3 separate regions of the Mus musculus genome follow, and all the other regions are linked to region 3. Evidence: chromatin loops called from intact Hi-C (ENCODE). Cell type or tissue: left cerebral cortex. All regions are shown on one strand.

The links. A loop is a pair of places that touch in the nucleus more often than their neighbours do. Peaks named below come from ENCODE experiments on the same cell type or tissue, not always from the same donor. Only the 100,000 strongest peaks of a DNase experiment are listed, where the experiment ranks them.
Region 1: a loop joins it to region 3, with 3 times the contacts of the local background. A loop is called at or near these places in 2 of 42 quality-filtered maps.
Region 2: it touches region 3 in a loop (6-fold over the local background); 6 of 42 quality-filtered maps call a loop at or near these places.

The regions. Positions count from the first base shown.
Region 1 is chr3:34,285,611-34,290,610 of GRCm38, reverse strand. No RefSeq gene overlaps it. Among named protein-coding and RNA genes, the nearest start is that of Gm52623, 21 kb to the right of the region's middle. In left cerebral cortex, a CTCF peak has its summit at 2,546 (motif pointing left); a DNase peak (open chromatin) is centred at 2,553.
Region 2 is chr3:34,558,569-34,563,568 of GRCm38, reverse strand. Sox2ot (SOX2 overlapping transcript (non-protein coding)) reads right to left here and starts at 3,188. Exons shown (of 5, transcript NR_015580.2): 1 at 3,000-3,188; 2 at 2,787-2,853. In left cerebral cortex, no CTCF peak of the experiment used is centred here; no DNase peak of the experiment used is centred here; H3K4me3 peaks cover 1,516 bases; H3K27ac peaks cover 340 bases.
Region 3 is chr3:34,636,514-34,641,513 of GRCm38, reverse strand. It overlaps Sox2ot (SOX2 overlapping transcript (non-protein coding)), which reads right to left. Exons shown (of 5, transcript NR_015580.2): 3 at 2,875-3,156. Mir1897 (microRNA 1897) reads right to left here and starts at 3,050; the gene lies at 2,972-3,050. In left cerebral cortex, CTCF peaks have their summits at 592 (motif pointing right), 2,118 (motif pointing right) and 4,353; DNase peaks (open chromatin) are centred at 595, 1,836, 2,140 and 3,003; H3K4me3 peaks cover 2,927 bases; H3K27ac peaks cover 4,185 bases.

The sequences.
Region 1 (5,000 bases), 350 kb after region 3:
TAATGGAGGCAATGGTGTGCTCAAGCAAACTCAAGCTCATTTGCTAATAGATAGCTGAGCAAAAAGGCAAGCTGACTGTAGGATACCACAGCTCTCAACATGTCAAGACACCAGGTTTCAGTCACAACCAGTCCACAAAGATTTTGGTGACATTGCTGCTCAGAACTTTCTTTGAAAAAGAAAGGACTGTCACTAGAAGGTTCTGGGTCCAGAGCTCTGTCTAACTGATCTCCACATGCACAAATCTCACTTCTGTTTGTAAAGCAGACAAAGGTTTCAGAGTGCTCACTCAAATCCCCATGCCTACACAGCGTCAGAACCAAAGGGTGCTCTTTGTACACTGAACACAGATATCTAACCTGGTAGAGGATTGAAGGAGGGGGTTGAGAAACTGGTCCAGTCAGAATGGTTCTAATGGAAGAATAATGATCCACTGCATAGCATCATTAATGAATCTGGGTTTTCATTAGATTTATCAAATAGATTTATCAAAAGTTACTAAAATTTGATCATTTAGTTTCCAAATATTTTATATTAGAAGTATGTCTGTATTATGTGCCTTGACTTCTATCAAACATTTTATATTGAAAATAACCTTTCCTTATGCTCATGCTATCAATGATTATTTTATACAATACAGGCATGTAACATTGGTTTTTTTTCTAATGCTCTGTACATTAACTAGGCCTAAACAGTACATATAGAATTTTAAAAAGGATTTATAATAGATTTATATAGTATTTAAAATAGGATTATAGAATTTAAAAAATTTACCCCAAAACAATGTAGCTTACTTAGAAGGTGTGAAGTTTAGTTTTTATATAAACTCCTCATCCCATTCCTTTTAGAGTTCTAATTTACATAGCCATAATATAGCAACTAAAAATCAATAAATTGCTTTGGTATCAAACTGTTAACTGAATGTCAAACTTCACACAAATGTCACCAGTTTTTCTATTCATAGCCTTTCTTTGTTTTGACCTAATACAGAACCCTAAAATTGGTCTCATCTGTCTCCTTAGTCTCCTCGATGAGTGACAGATCTTATGCTGCCCTGTCTGTCATGACCCCGTTACTCTTGGCCAGTTACTGGTCAGTTACTTTGTAGACTTCCCTTTTATTTCCCCGTCTTTTCGAATGATTCTATTGAGGTTAGAGATGCTAGACCCTATCTCTGGTTCATCTTACCAGGGGGTACATGATATGAAAAATCTTATCTCTGGCAGGTTCAGCCTGGTCATAGGTGAGATAGCACAGGCTGGGGCAGCTCATTGTTAACCGCTTTCCCACTGTACTTACCAAATTTCTCTGATTTCCTCTTACTTCAGAGTGAGGTGTCAGTATCAGGCACCGTTAGCACCTCTAGCAGCTTGCTTTTCTGATCTATTACAGGCTCAAAAATCAAGAAGCGATAGCCTGACAGAATTCTAAATCCTTTTAGAAACTGTGCTCTGAACAAAAGTTTATCTCAGACTTGTGAAGTTGTCTTTTTTTAGTACTTAGGCTGTTTTGTAGTTTCACATATTTCTCAGTCTGGGGTGTTTTCCTCTGGAATCTACATCATCGTTCGTAAGCTTTAATGAGTAGCCTTCCAAGTGGAGCCCTCCCTGGGAGGGACTTACAGATCAGATGTAGAGCCCTTAAGACAAAACTGGGGTTGAGCTATGGCCAGCTCAGAAAGTGGGTTTACTTCCCACTTCCCTGTCACAGAGGCCGTGACAGAACATGGACACAGGAATGTGGAAGCCATCGATTTCATAAGTACCCACTGCGTCAGCCGTGAGAGGACAGTCTGCTATAATACTCATAAAACAAGTGCTATCTCCTGTTGACACACGCTAAGTACTCTTTCTAAATCTTTAAACCTTACACTCCCAGTTCCAAATCAATAGGCTGAAGGACCAATAGACGACATTACATCTTCGTGATGCTACCCACATCACGGAAGAATATTTCTGGAATGGTCTTTTTCCCCACAATGCCGGCAAACCCACACCTCCTCTTGTTTGTCGGATTTCACTGAAACTATAATTTCTAAATATTTCAGAGAATAGTCCTTTTCTTTGTGCCTTACACAGCTCCCCTCCATTTAAAAGTTCTATGTGAATTATATACATTTCTACCCAGAACGAGCTGCATTTCATGTATAGTTAGCATTTATCATATGCTTAAGGTGTTTTTGTTTATATCGTTTTTATTTGATGAGGTTAGACCTGGCCCATTCCTCCTGGTTTATACAAACTGAGTAAGAACCCAAACATTCTCAAACAGCATGTCTTTAAATATGTGCATGGTAGTTATCTGTCTCCCTAGTGCACAGTTCATAAAGATGATTGAGTTGGCTGTTGTTCTGTTGTTTAATATGATAATTAGGCAATCACTAAATCTTACACTTTCTTACAGAAAATGTTAACACACATTGAGAAAACCAAAAGCAGAGAGCTGTAATCTGGACGATAAAATGCATTACTCTGTTTAAAAGGATTGTTTTACAGGCACAATTAACAATCAGCGGCCACAGTGTAGACGGTGTTTTGATGCCATCTGTTGGAATAAGCCTTCTCACTCTCTGGAGTGAAGCTATAATTTTCCGTTTACAGTTTCATTAGGCAACACGCAAGATTAACAGTCCCCCAAAGCAGAGGAATTCAGACACTTCCACTGTTACAGCCTCCTATAAACAGTTAGTTAGTAAGCTACTGAAATTTCCTGGAAATGCTATTAGAGAGCAGGCTGTGAGACCACACATTTCTATCTTGGTTGCAGCCTTAAAATATGAACAGTTCAAATGCCAATGGCTTCTCTACTCTTAGTTTTAGTACTGAAGATATGATTGCCACTCTCTTGCTTATTTCTGATATCTATTAACTAATAAAAATAATCTACCTAGGCCTAAATACCCTATAACAGTATGAGTGAGGAAAGTTAGCAACCTGCCCAATGTAACACATTGCTGTTTATTGTTATTAGACTATTAAATGTCAGATCAAAATCTCTGGGGTTTCTAATACACTAGAGGGTGCTAGCTCTCTATGTGTATACAGTTAGAAGGCAAAACTTTTACCATGATTAGTTTGGGGAATTACAAAAGTTGACCAAAAAAAAAAAAAAAAAATCCTATTAGAGTACATGGGCTGTGCTGCACATAAAGGAAAGAAGGAGAAGGAAAAGGTTTATTTAAGTCCAATAAGACTGAATCAGCAAGGGTCTAAGAAGAGAATCTGCCACCAAAAAGGCAATATCACTATAAATGCTGGTATCAATATGGCCTTTCTCTGTGACTGGGTCATTAGCTGCTGTCTCCAAACCTGAATGAAGTCCGCAGCTCATTAGACACAGAAGTATGGACTATGAGCTTCCGGGCTACCTCTCATGTGGACTGCTCTACAAGGGCAAGCCACCAGGCTAGAGGAGGCTTCTTATTATAGAAGTTGGCTTCTGCTCTCAAACAGAAGATGTGTGTTGTGACTCAAAATGAGCTCAGGACACTGTCCTTTTAGATGCATATGTAAAGAGTTAATGTATTTGCAGAATGACTGGTTCTGCCAGGAAGAATTATCATAAAAATGGCAGTGATGTTTACTTTTTAACATAAATTAAGCAACTTATGTGAGATTCTCTTCCATTGATAGGCTGTTTGAACAGTCTCAAATGGGAAGATATCACTGTGAAGATCTGAACTTATGTTCTACAGTTGACTGGTTAGTCACTCCCTAAGTAACTGATGACTTTCTGCAGGTCTCGACACAGCTGCAGAGTGAAAGTGTGCAGCTCACAGATGCACACAAGCATAAGCACACACGTGAGTGTGAAGAGACAGAAATAGATTTACATTGAATAGCTTTAAAAAGAGACTCAATCCAACAAGAACTTCATCACAGATTCTATCACATGTATCTGTGGGGTGTATGCCTTTTCTTTCCTTCCTTTGAGTTTGGTTTTCTCTCTTGAAAAGACTAGCTAACAGCATTCTGGATAGATAGACTCAAGCCCAGGGAAAGTGAGGTTGCTCACCTGCAAGTTTCTGCCCTCAGAGCTGGGCTGGAGTTCAAACTGTCCAAATCTTCGGAATTTCATTCTCAAGGTCTAGTCCAACCTCATTTTGCTTTCTCCTCTTTTTTTTTTTACTCCAGGAACCAAAATACATTCACATGGTCTCTCTAGTCTATGGGCACATCATCCAAAGGTGTTTTAAATGTCTGAATTTCCCCCTGCTCCTGCAGGTCAAGTGGGAATTGGGAGACTGAGTGTACCTTTGCCCACACCAGTAGGGGCTTTCCCAGAGCCTTTTAACATTCTGAAACATCTAAAAAGTGCCCAAATGAAGGATGTGTCCCATCATCTCCTGTCATAACAATTCTGCTTAGCAGAAACAAAGCCATGAACTTCCCAGAACGCAAACACGAAAAGACCACTATTTGTGCTTATATGCGCTAAGCAAACACATAAGAGCAATCAGTCAAGACCCTTCAAACCTAAGACTACCAAAGACAGTCCAATGATCACAGACACTGCTAAAATATAAACACTGGTGTCATTTTTATTATTCTGTGTCTGAAATGGCTATTTTTGGTCATCAACTTGACACCAGGAATTAATCTAAACTGAAGCTGCTAGGTATACCTATGAAGGATTTTTCTTGATTGGATCATTCCAGGTAGGAACGCTTGCCCTAAATCCATATCTTTTGAGATGGGAAGACACACTCTAAATCTGGGCCATCACTTTTGATTACTCCCTATACAAGGGACACGGAAGAAGGAAGCTCTCTCTCTTTGGTTGTTCTTTCTCATTCTCCCTGCCAAGTTGACTCCTTTTACTGTGATTTGAGCCCAATTCTTCAGGATTCTGGCATATACTGAAGACCAGCTGACACATTCAGCTTCTTGGACTGAACAACTGTTGGATTCTTAGGCTTTCTATAGAGAGACAGCCATTGTTTGACTAGCTAGACCACAGTCTATAAGCTACACCTATAGATAGATAGATAGATAGATAGA
Region 2 (5,000 bases), 78 kb after region 3:
AAATTAAGGGAACTATTCCCCAAATGTGCTTTAGAGAATTCATGGGTACGGCTGAACATGTAAACCTAACAGCAAGTTCAAAATCAATGTAAATATCATCCCAGAGAAGTTGCCTATTTATATTGTTTTCTGAGACGCTCTTAGTTTTTAATGAGCAAGGTTTAGCTAAAAACAAAAAGTGTTAATTACATAAATATGCTCATTCTCAAAGCATAACGCTGTGTTATGATTAATAAACAATGGAAAAATGAATACAGAAGTATTTCAGCAGAATCGCTGTTGCACAAACAGCCTTGGGAATCACTACATGTTTATTGGGAAAATGCTTTACTTCTGACAGAGCTACAAAAGCGACATTAACCTTCTTGAAATGCAATAGCAAAGTCAGAGATGTAAGGCTCCCCAGCAGGCGTGGTACCAGCCATTTTCTGAAGAAGGTAAACAGAATAAAACACGTACTTAACGCTCCAGCAAGACCGGGGTTAATCTTCCTCTAGAGGATTCAGGACACACGTGTGTCTGAAGGAATCGCTGTGCAGATTGTTCTAAAGACAAGAGTCTCGGAAATGAAGAACCATGTGTTTTCTGCTTGTCTTAGTTTGGACCCTGCTGGTCCTGCAATTTTGTACCCAGCATCTTCCAATTTGTTCTTACATAGACATATATCTATCTTTTGGAGGTAGGCATTAGCCACATTGAGAGGTTTCCAAATTCTTTCATTTTATCTGATATAAGATTAGGTCATTGTGATTCTGAATCAAAGAGCATGCTTGCTTATGCATATATATATATATATATATATATATATATATCACCCTAAAACATCCACAATGTATCCTAACCCAGCACTGCCAACAAGCCCAAGTCTCTAGAATATAAGTTAAAAATGTGTGCTGAAATAAACATGGTACAACCACACTTTCAGCTGAAATATTTTTCATGAGATTAATTTTGTCACTGTTATTTTACCAAGAAATGTTATTTATCTATTCTTATTTTATTTTAAGAGATTCACACTTGAAAATGTGTCCTTGTTTTAACAATCCCAAATTAATTAAGATCGGTTATGTAGGGTTTCTTTTTTTTTTTTCTCTTATTTTAGTTTGAGACGCATTAAAAAAAATAAAGGTCAGAAGTCAAAAGGGATGATAGCTGATGGTTTTGATAATGCTAATTATATATTACCAAGAAGAAGATAGAGAGGGAAGCATGACTACAAAAGAAAGATAAACATCCCAATTCTGGATTTAAAAAAATAATGAAAAAACCCCCTTAAAATGTCTTTGTACTTCACTGTCATAACTCAAAGCCATAATGAAGCCTGAATTAAAAACGTCAGCTTCTGCGAGTGTTGATAACTTGGTTCTTTGTTGGGCAAGTCAAAATGTGTCTGTTTGATAGGTAAAAATGACAGTCTAAAAATGGGAGAAGTGGGTTCTAAAAAAAGAAACACACACACACATGCACAGACACACACACACACACACACACACACACACACACACGACTCTTTCAAAAAGGCCCATAATGTACTTGAAGGAAGACCTGTAGGGCAGGAGGTATTATCTTTAGGAAGTCACCAGGCAGCACTAAAAAGCAATGTCCATGTCCAATCAAAACGATTTCTGGGGCTGCTGGGGCTCCTGCATCTCAGTCTTCACACTAGACTGGAAACCCTTTGTACTAATTACCAGACTGTACCAGATTTTCTGGTTCAGTTCAATCCTATAATTGACTGACAGTGATGGGCAAGCAAGGGGGGAATTCAGGCTCGCTGCTGCAAGCGGAGGGTCAGAAATGGCTCAGACAGCTCATCCCAGCCTGGCCCCAAAATGAGGCTGAGTAGCCACCATCAGCGTGCACTTTTAATTCCCATGGTAAGAAAAAGAGGAAAACACAGCAGCCCGGAGCTGCCTGAATCTTACAGAAAATCATAGCATGCAACTGGTCTTTGTAAAAGGAATGGAGAGCAGTAATTTTAGCTGTCACCTATTTATTTTGCTTTTGGTTAGTATGTATCCCCCTGACTCCAAAATTCAAGTGGGGCATCCAGCAGACATTAAATAGACTTTGAGCCCGTTTGTAGAAACTCAGAGAAACAATGTTGCTATTTCCTCTTACAGCTTAAAAAAAAAAATCAGCAAAGATTGAGGCGTGTTGAGCTCGTGAAGTGTGGTGCATCGGAGTTGAGCACTCCAAAGCACTTTATGTCAACTTCCTAACACCCTTACTTGCCTGCCATTCCCTGTGTAACCCTAGCAAGCTCATGACATTTGTCTATAAAAATCAGAGTTTAAAACTGTACAAGAATAATTTCCATGAAGTTAGAGTTAGTGCACTAAAAAAAAAAAAAAAAAAAAAAAAAAAAAAAAAAAAACCAAAAACCAAAAAAAAAAACACCAAACCAAACCAAGCCAACCCCTCACAAACAACGTCACAGTGCACTCTTTCAGATAGTTATGGTCCATACCACTGGGATTCACCCTGGGCTCTTTATATTCTCACTTACTTAATAAAGGAAAAGAGCAACTCTAGCCTTTGCACTGGGAGACATTAAAGCACAGGTGTCAGACCCAGGGTCAAAACAGGAACCAGGCAGGGCCTTTCGGGAGGCAAGGGAGAATTATGTGCTATCATGTGGAGGTCAATTGACTTGAAACTTAATCACAGGTTAAGCCCCCTTTCTTTCCATTCTAAAGGAGAAGCAGCACCTGTGCCAGCAGCCACTCACCCTGCACTTGACACAGCAGCCACGACAATTTTTTAGTTACAAGTCAATTACTTACTGGAATAGAAAGAGGCTTTCACTCATCCCATGGATGGCCACTGTTCTGGAGAAATCTGTCAGGTTTGCTAGAGGAGGAAGAAGAAGAAGCAAGAGGAGGAGGAGGAAGAGGAGAACAGAGACAGGTGGAAGTTAAAAAATCCATGGTTCTCCACAAAGTTTCCGAGCTAGGCCAGCCCACCCGGGCAGAGAAGCTGCGCGCGCAATCCCTTACCTTCTCGGTACTGCCCAGAGCTCTTGGGGGTGAGGCCTGTCCCAGCAGACAAGTCCTGGGACCTTCCCCATCAGAGGATCAAGGTTGGGTGCGAGGGTGTGGCCGTGCACCTGAGGACAGGAGCCAGCTAAGTGTGGACAGAGAGAGCCAGCAGGAGAGTGTCCCCTGCCACAGTCAGCCCTGAGCAGGGACTTGGAACACACTGGCTGTGGACTTTTGTTCAAAGCTGTCGTTTTTTTTTCTTTCCCTTTATTTCTTCTTTCTTTCCTTCTTTTTCTTTTTTTTCTTCTTCTTTATTTTTTTTTTTAGTGAAGCTAGATTAGTTCATACAAAACTCAACAATGCAGCACTGAAACCCATTGTTGATATTCAACATTTTTCACATAGCGGAACAGAATAGACAATACGGTATCTAAGAAACCATGGGCTGGATTGCACGCTGATGATGCTGTGTCCTTCTAGGGGCCTGTAATCCCTTTTTATTACCTACCACAGTAAAAACAAAACAAAACAAAGCAGCAAAGAAAAAACAAACAAAAAACAAAAAACAAAACAAAACTAAACCCAAAACAAGCAAGCAAGCAAACAAACAAAACCCCCAACAAGACGTGTTTGGGACTCTCTCAGAATAAATCTATGACATTGCTCTTCTTAGAAATAGGAGAAATTGACAGGGAATCCCAGCACTAAGTCCTGAGGCACCATTCCCACTCAAGCAAGTTACTGATTTTAAAAACTACCGTTATCCTAACTTGTATGTGAACACCCACGGGCTTTTAACAACAAGATTATTTGAAGATGTTTGTTTAAGCCCAATATTTAAAATTAACTTGATTTTTCCCATGCCTTAAGAAAAATACCTGGAAAGTGACTTGTTTCAAGGTCCCTAGGACCAGAGCTAAGATGGCACAGACCATTGTTATGAACTTGTGTTGCTATTATTAATGAGTTATTATTTATTTCGCTATTAAGAGAATAGTAATTTCCAGGGTTTGGGGAGGGGGTTGGTTACCTCTTACCTAGCTCAGTGAACAATTTTTTACCTTTAACATCATGTTTCAATTTTACTATTTCAGTTTGAAAATGTGTACTGGTAAAACCATTCTTAACCGGGTGGCGATGCCCATTAACCTTTCTGGTGATCTGGCCCAATCCCTTTAAAAAACGCAATCCAGTTCCCACGCTTTTCTCAAGCCTCCCAATGGCCTAGGTAGCCACAGAAGTGATTGTTCCAACTGGGTTCTTTTCATCACTTCTGCAATTGACCAATTGACAACTGATTGATGGTTATCTTTTCACTTCAACAATGAAGGAAATTACCATCACTATAGCTATGTACAGTAAATGCCTCCGGAGTAAATTACATGATTCTAAAATTCTCCTTAGCTCACTTGGTAAAAACATCAACACAAAAAACTTTCTTTTTTGTGCTGCTTTGCAGCATCCCAGATTTGGCCTTTCCTGTCAGCTGCAGAAAGAGAACTTGACAGCTTCTTTAAAAGGGGAGCATAAAGGAGCTGGGATAAAGGAAGCACTGGGCCTGTCTCAAGCCAGTGGCCGTTCTTTGCGTTTGGAAAAAAAAAAAAAAAGTAAGCATGGGTGTACAGATAAGCCCTATAATAAGATTCCTGTGACCCACCATTCCCTGGGACCTGGACGTTCTCTCTGAACTATTCCTCAACACAGATTCTGAACACAGAACAGCCAATTTATTTCGAGTAGGTACGAGTTCTCATCTACAGTTTTTCAACCTTCTTGAGGGTTGCAAGACCTCCTGCCCCGCCCCCCCGCCCCCCCAACCCTAAGCTCAGCAGGCAAGCTCCAGCAGATGCTACAGGGTAAAGGACACAGTGTTCCAGAGGATGTGCTGAAGGACAAGAGCTCAAACATCAGCCCCAAATCTAAGCTTACTATAAACATGGACTACATTCGCACACAAAAGGCCCAGATCTTGTCAAGGATGGTCAGTCAAACACTTTTTTTTTACACTTATGTAATTAA
Region 3 (5,000 bases):
AAAGTAGAAAAAGACACCTGTTTGGTAGACAATAGCTGTATTTAACCGATTGCCAGGAAGGAAAAGTTTGATCAAGAGTGGTTTGAGGCGAGGGAAGAGGAGGGGAGGTAAATACTTGAAGGAGAGACAGGACTTTTAATTACATTCTGGAATTAATAATCAAATATAAACGAGTTACTTCATCCACTAGACACCCAAGCACTTTATATTTGGAAACCTTGTATCTGAACCGCAGCTGGCGCTTAAGCGAAGCACTCTCTTCGCTTTAGTGTTATTTTATGAAAAGCGGACAAGCGGAAGAAGCATTTTTTTTTTTCTATTTCCCTGTAGTACCATCGCTTAGCCTTTAAAAGAAGACCTCAAACCAAGCCAGGATGCGGGTGGGGGAAACTGGGGTGTAAGGAGGAATGCCGTTTTTTAAATAAATGAAATGGAAAAGAATGTAATCTCTTTGGCTTTTGTTGAAGTATAGTTATCTTTTCGGGGCATAAAAACTTGTTTCCGCACCCCCACTTCCTTTTCTGGGGGCAATAAAGAGTTTTCTTTAACCCCAGGGCAAGGGCTGAAGCGGGTTCGGGAGGGCGCTGTGTATCTCCCACTGCGTCCAATAGGGGGCGCTGGCGTGAGACCGCGGAGTCGCTTCTCTTCTGAGCTGCTCCCGGCCCGACCGCGACAGCCGCTGGCGAGGTCGAGCGTAGAGCTTTCGTCTTTGCGGATAAAAAGAGATTAAAGGCTAAATTCTTTTTGGGTGGTGTGTGTGTGTGTGTGTGTGTGTGTGTGTGTGTGTATGAAGAGAGGGTATCAGTTTTAACCAACTATGAAAATGTAGAGCTTTGATGTTCTTGTAAAGAAACTCCTATGGGTTGTAAAATTATAAGGTTTCTGAGCCAATACGCAGCTACACTGTGTGTGGAAATTATTTAATTAAAAATATATTTTTCATACGTTCATACGTTCCTTTAGAAGTACTTTAAAAGCTGACGCTTATTCTTCTGGCTGGCCTGTTGACCCTGCCACAAGTTTCTAATACTTTTATTTTAGCTGTGTTGAAGGCCCTTCTGTTAATTCGAAGTGGAAAAAAGAGACTCAAATATTTAAATCCCTCACTAAACAGTTACTGGTCTGTTTCCTTCCATACTTTCTTTAAACGCGGCAGTTATGTGATGGACACATTTTACTCTGTTGGCGCCTCAAAGACAGGTATAAATGACAAAAAGGAATTCTAATAGGAAAAACTGGGTGTTGGGCCACATAACCATCGTTAGTACAAGAAGTCTAAATAAAATTGTAACCCCACCCACACCCACCCCAACTTAAAAAAAAAAGAAAACCAACCAACTACCCTTCACCTGTATTTAAATAGCGTGTCTTTAATTACAGCGGCGGGGGTTGCCTGAGGCTGGAATGAAATTAGCAGTCATTACCGTCCTTTAACTCCGTGGTGCTTTGATCAGCACTAGATTAGTTTTGCAGTTCTAACAAAGGCTCTACAGCAAGCAGTGGGCTGTAAATAAGACCGCGCGACCTGCCCTCAACACCTTTTCTCTTGTCAATCATAGCTTTATCATTCAGCCCAAGATTAACCTTTATCTACCAAAATTTTAAATAAAAAAAAGAGGGAAAAGAAGGAGGAGGAGGACGACGACGACGAAGAGGAGGAGAAAGAAGGAAAGGGAGGCCCCTGGCCACTGCACGCCTAGGTGACAGAGGTCCTCAGGAGCCTCCTTGAATTGCGATGATGGGCGGGTGTCAGGATCCTCAGACTGGCCTTCCCAACCACACTTCTCAGGCTGAGAAGCCCCCCTCCCCCCACACTGCTCATCCCCACAGGGCCTCGCTCCACGAATCAAACAGCCAGCCATCCTCAGCTTGGAGGCAATACGCGCGCCAAAAATCACCTGTACTAAGTTTCTGGACGGAAAAATACCTATCTTTTCTACTAAGTGCAGAGCAAAGCAAAGCAAAGCAAAAACAAACCAAATCAACCAACCAACCAACCAAACAAGCGCAACAAAAACCACAGCTTCAGCAGCTACAAAAAAAAAAAAAAAACCTTTGCTGAGCGTGGGATGGCGAAGGTAATGTCGTCCGATTTGTCATTAGAGGGCGCCAGAGAGTAGCCCAGCGCCCTAGCCAGCTTTTCTCAGCCCTCCCAGATCCCAGCCTCGTCAGCCTCTGTATTCCCTCTCAGGTAATATTTCTTGATGATCCTGCCCCCTTGCGTTTCTATCTCCCTCTATTCCAGTTGCATAAAGAATGAGGGTTAGTCATGTCCCCTGTCTCACTTTTTTAAATTCAAGCTCTCTTTCACCCCAATTACAGCACACCCCCACTCCCCCAGTCCCAACAGGGATCGAAGTGAGCCCTTCAGCATCTAAGTCACTGCGGTCTGCACAAGGATCTTAGTAGGAGAGCAATACTAGAATTTAACAGTTTTAAGATGGAAACCCGAAAATTTTCATTATTGGATTTACCTATAGGGACTCACAGACGTTTAGTTTTTGCTTAAAAAGAAACACACACACCCCTTTCATACATACATACAGCACCTTGATTACGTTCAGACCTCAAAACTATCTGCCCCAAAGAGAATAAAATGTCACTTCAATTCTGCATTTGTTAAAGAGATCTTAATTAGCATTTAATTCCCAAACTTAACACCTTCTGACTTAAATCGGCCTGTGTTAAATAACTGCTACACAGGGTGGGTATCCAGCTCTCTTAAAGGTCACACAGACACACACACACACACACACACACACACACACACACACAAAGAGGCAGAATGAGAGGAGAAGAAAGTGAGTGAGTGTGTTGGGGGGTGGGGAGAGGTAGCTAGCCTTGAATGTCAAAGTTGGGTTGCAAGCTACTTACGCGACCATGCCAGATCAGGGTGTTGTCTTGTAGCAGTTTGATTGGCAGGTAAAAAGCACTGAACGTGAAGGCTCCGGAGCCTCTCGTCAGCCCAAGCTGGATCACTCCTCACCGGACAGAACGAGTTGAAGGAGCTCGCACTTCCCCCCTCTTTCTCCATCCAAAGCACGGAGAATCCATTTAGGCTTTTCTTCGACCAGTCTCTCCCATCAGCGTCCTGCCTTCCGCGCACCACCTTACACCAGCCTCCAAGACCTAGTCTAGCTTTGCCTCTGCAATCCCCTGCAACAAGAAAAATCGTTTATGGCTTAAAACCCCAAATGGCTGATTTTTTAAAAGAGAGAGAGAGAGGGAGAGGGAGAGAGAGAGAGGAGAGAGAGAGGGTGAGGGGGAGAGAGAGGGGGAGCGGGAAGAATGCACCCAGAGAACAACAAAAAAGTCAGTTATCCTAACACTGCTCTATCCCCCACCGTACAGAAGAATAAAAAAAAAAAAACAAGCTTTATGTTTTTCAGTGGGTATTCAAAGATAATTTGATGCCATTGTTTCTGCTACAGATGGTTCTTTTAAATACAATAACACGGTTCTTTGTGCAGGCTACTCACAATAAAATCCAAAGCGTTCCCCTGAATAACCATTTTGTTCTCTCTTGTATGGGGCCAACAAAAGATTCCGTGAGGTAATGGGTTCTGTTTATTGAAGCCCATAGAATAGGGGGTTGATAAAGATTTTTTTTTTTTTAAGCAGAAGACCTTGGAAGGTCGGGCTGATCTCTTCATATTTTTTATTAAAATATTTGTCCAATACATTATTCCTTGGTGCAGCTGCAAGCTTCCTCCTCAATTCTTAATCAGCCCAAACATCTGTCTCTGGAAGGCTTTAAAAATCTGCATGCAATTGTATCAGTAGTGCAGTAACCTTATGAAACCCCAAATCTTCAGGCTCACTACAGTCTTGAAGGCAACGCAGTTTCAACTGCCTCTGGGGGAAAGGACGGTTGGGGGGAGAAGAGACAGGCAATCCCAGTTCCAGTAACTTAAGGAAATGTGGCTTTCCTCTTCCCAGGCTGGCGGACCATGCTACCAGATGAATCAGCCACACGTATCTCAACAAGGGCTTCTTCCATCTTGAGATGTGCCTCTTCCATGTGCACAGGAGGGGAGGCATGGCTCCCCTCCACTTCCCCCCCCCCACCCCCCCACTCCAAGCTGGCCTTCCTCTCTGCTAATCTAAAAATCCTAGGCTGGGAGCCTAGGCTGAGAGGAAGCAGTTAAAGGTCTCTAACACCCAGTGAATCCTACTCTTAGCTCTCTTTGATTCATTCCTAGCTACTTGTGACTTTGAAGGGTCCTGGGATCGGACTGATGGCCCACCTCCAGCCGCAGTGCCCCACTCTCAGGGTGGCTCTTCCAGCCATCTGCTCCCTTTCTTTCAGTTGCTTCCTCTCACTTAGGAAACCCAAACATGAAAACTCAAAGAGGGTCCGAATGAACCTTGAGCAGCGCCCCCACAATGGGACAGGAGACACTGCAGGGAAGTGGTGAGTTTGGGGCGGACCTTTCTGGCTACATGGAGAACAGGCTGCTCTTTAGGCCTGCAAGAGCCCAGAGCCACAGACTATACTCTCCTGACTTATGCCGTCAGTGGTGTAACAAAACCTTGGCAGCAAAATCATTTTAGGGCTTATTTCTTAATAATTTAATTTCTAAATTATTTGAGACAGGGTCTCACAAGGCAGCCCCAGTTGGCCTGGGACTCACTACACCAGGCTGGCCTCGTTGCCTCTGCCTCCAGACTGCCGAGATTAAAGGGTGCACCATCATGCCTGGCTTAAATTATTTATCGTATAAATTGTTGAGATAAGCAACCTAATAGAAGTCTGAAAAGAATAAAAATTGTGGCACAACTTTAAAAAGTTAAGCATTTCTCTCTCTCTCTCTCTCTCTCTCTCTCTCTCTCTCTCTCTCTCTCTCTCTCTCTCTCTGTATTTTTGGTACAAAGTAAAAGGTTTCCCAGTGGCCCTGGTTGTCCTGGAGCAAACTCTGTTGACCAGGCTGACCTTGAACTCAGAGATCCTCCTGTCTCTGCCTCCCCAGTGCTGGGATTAAAGGTGAAGTTAAGCATTT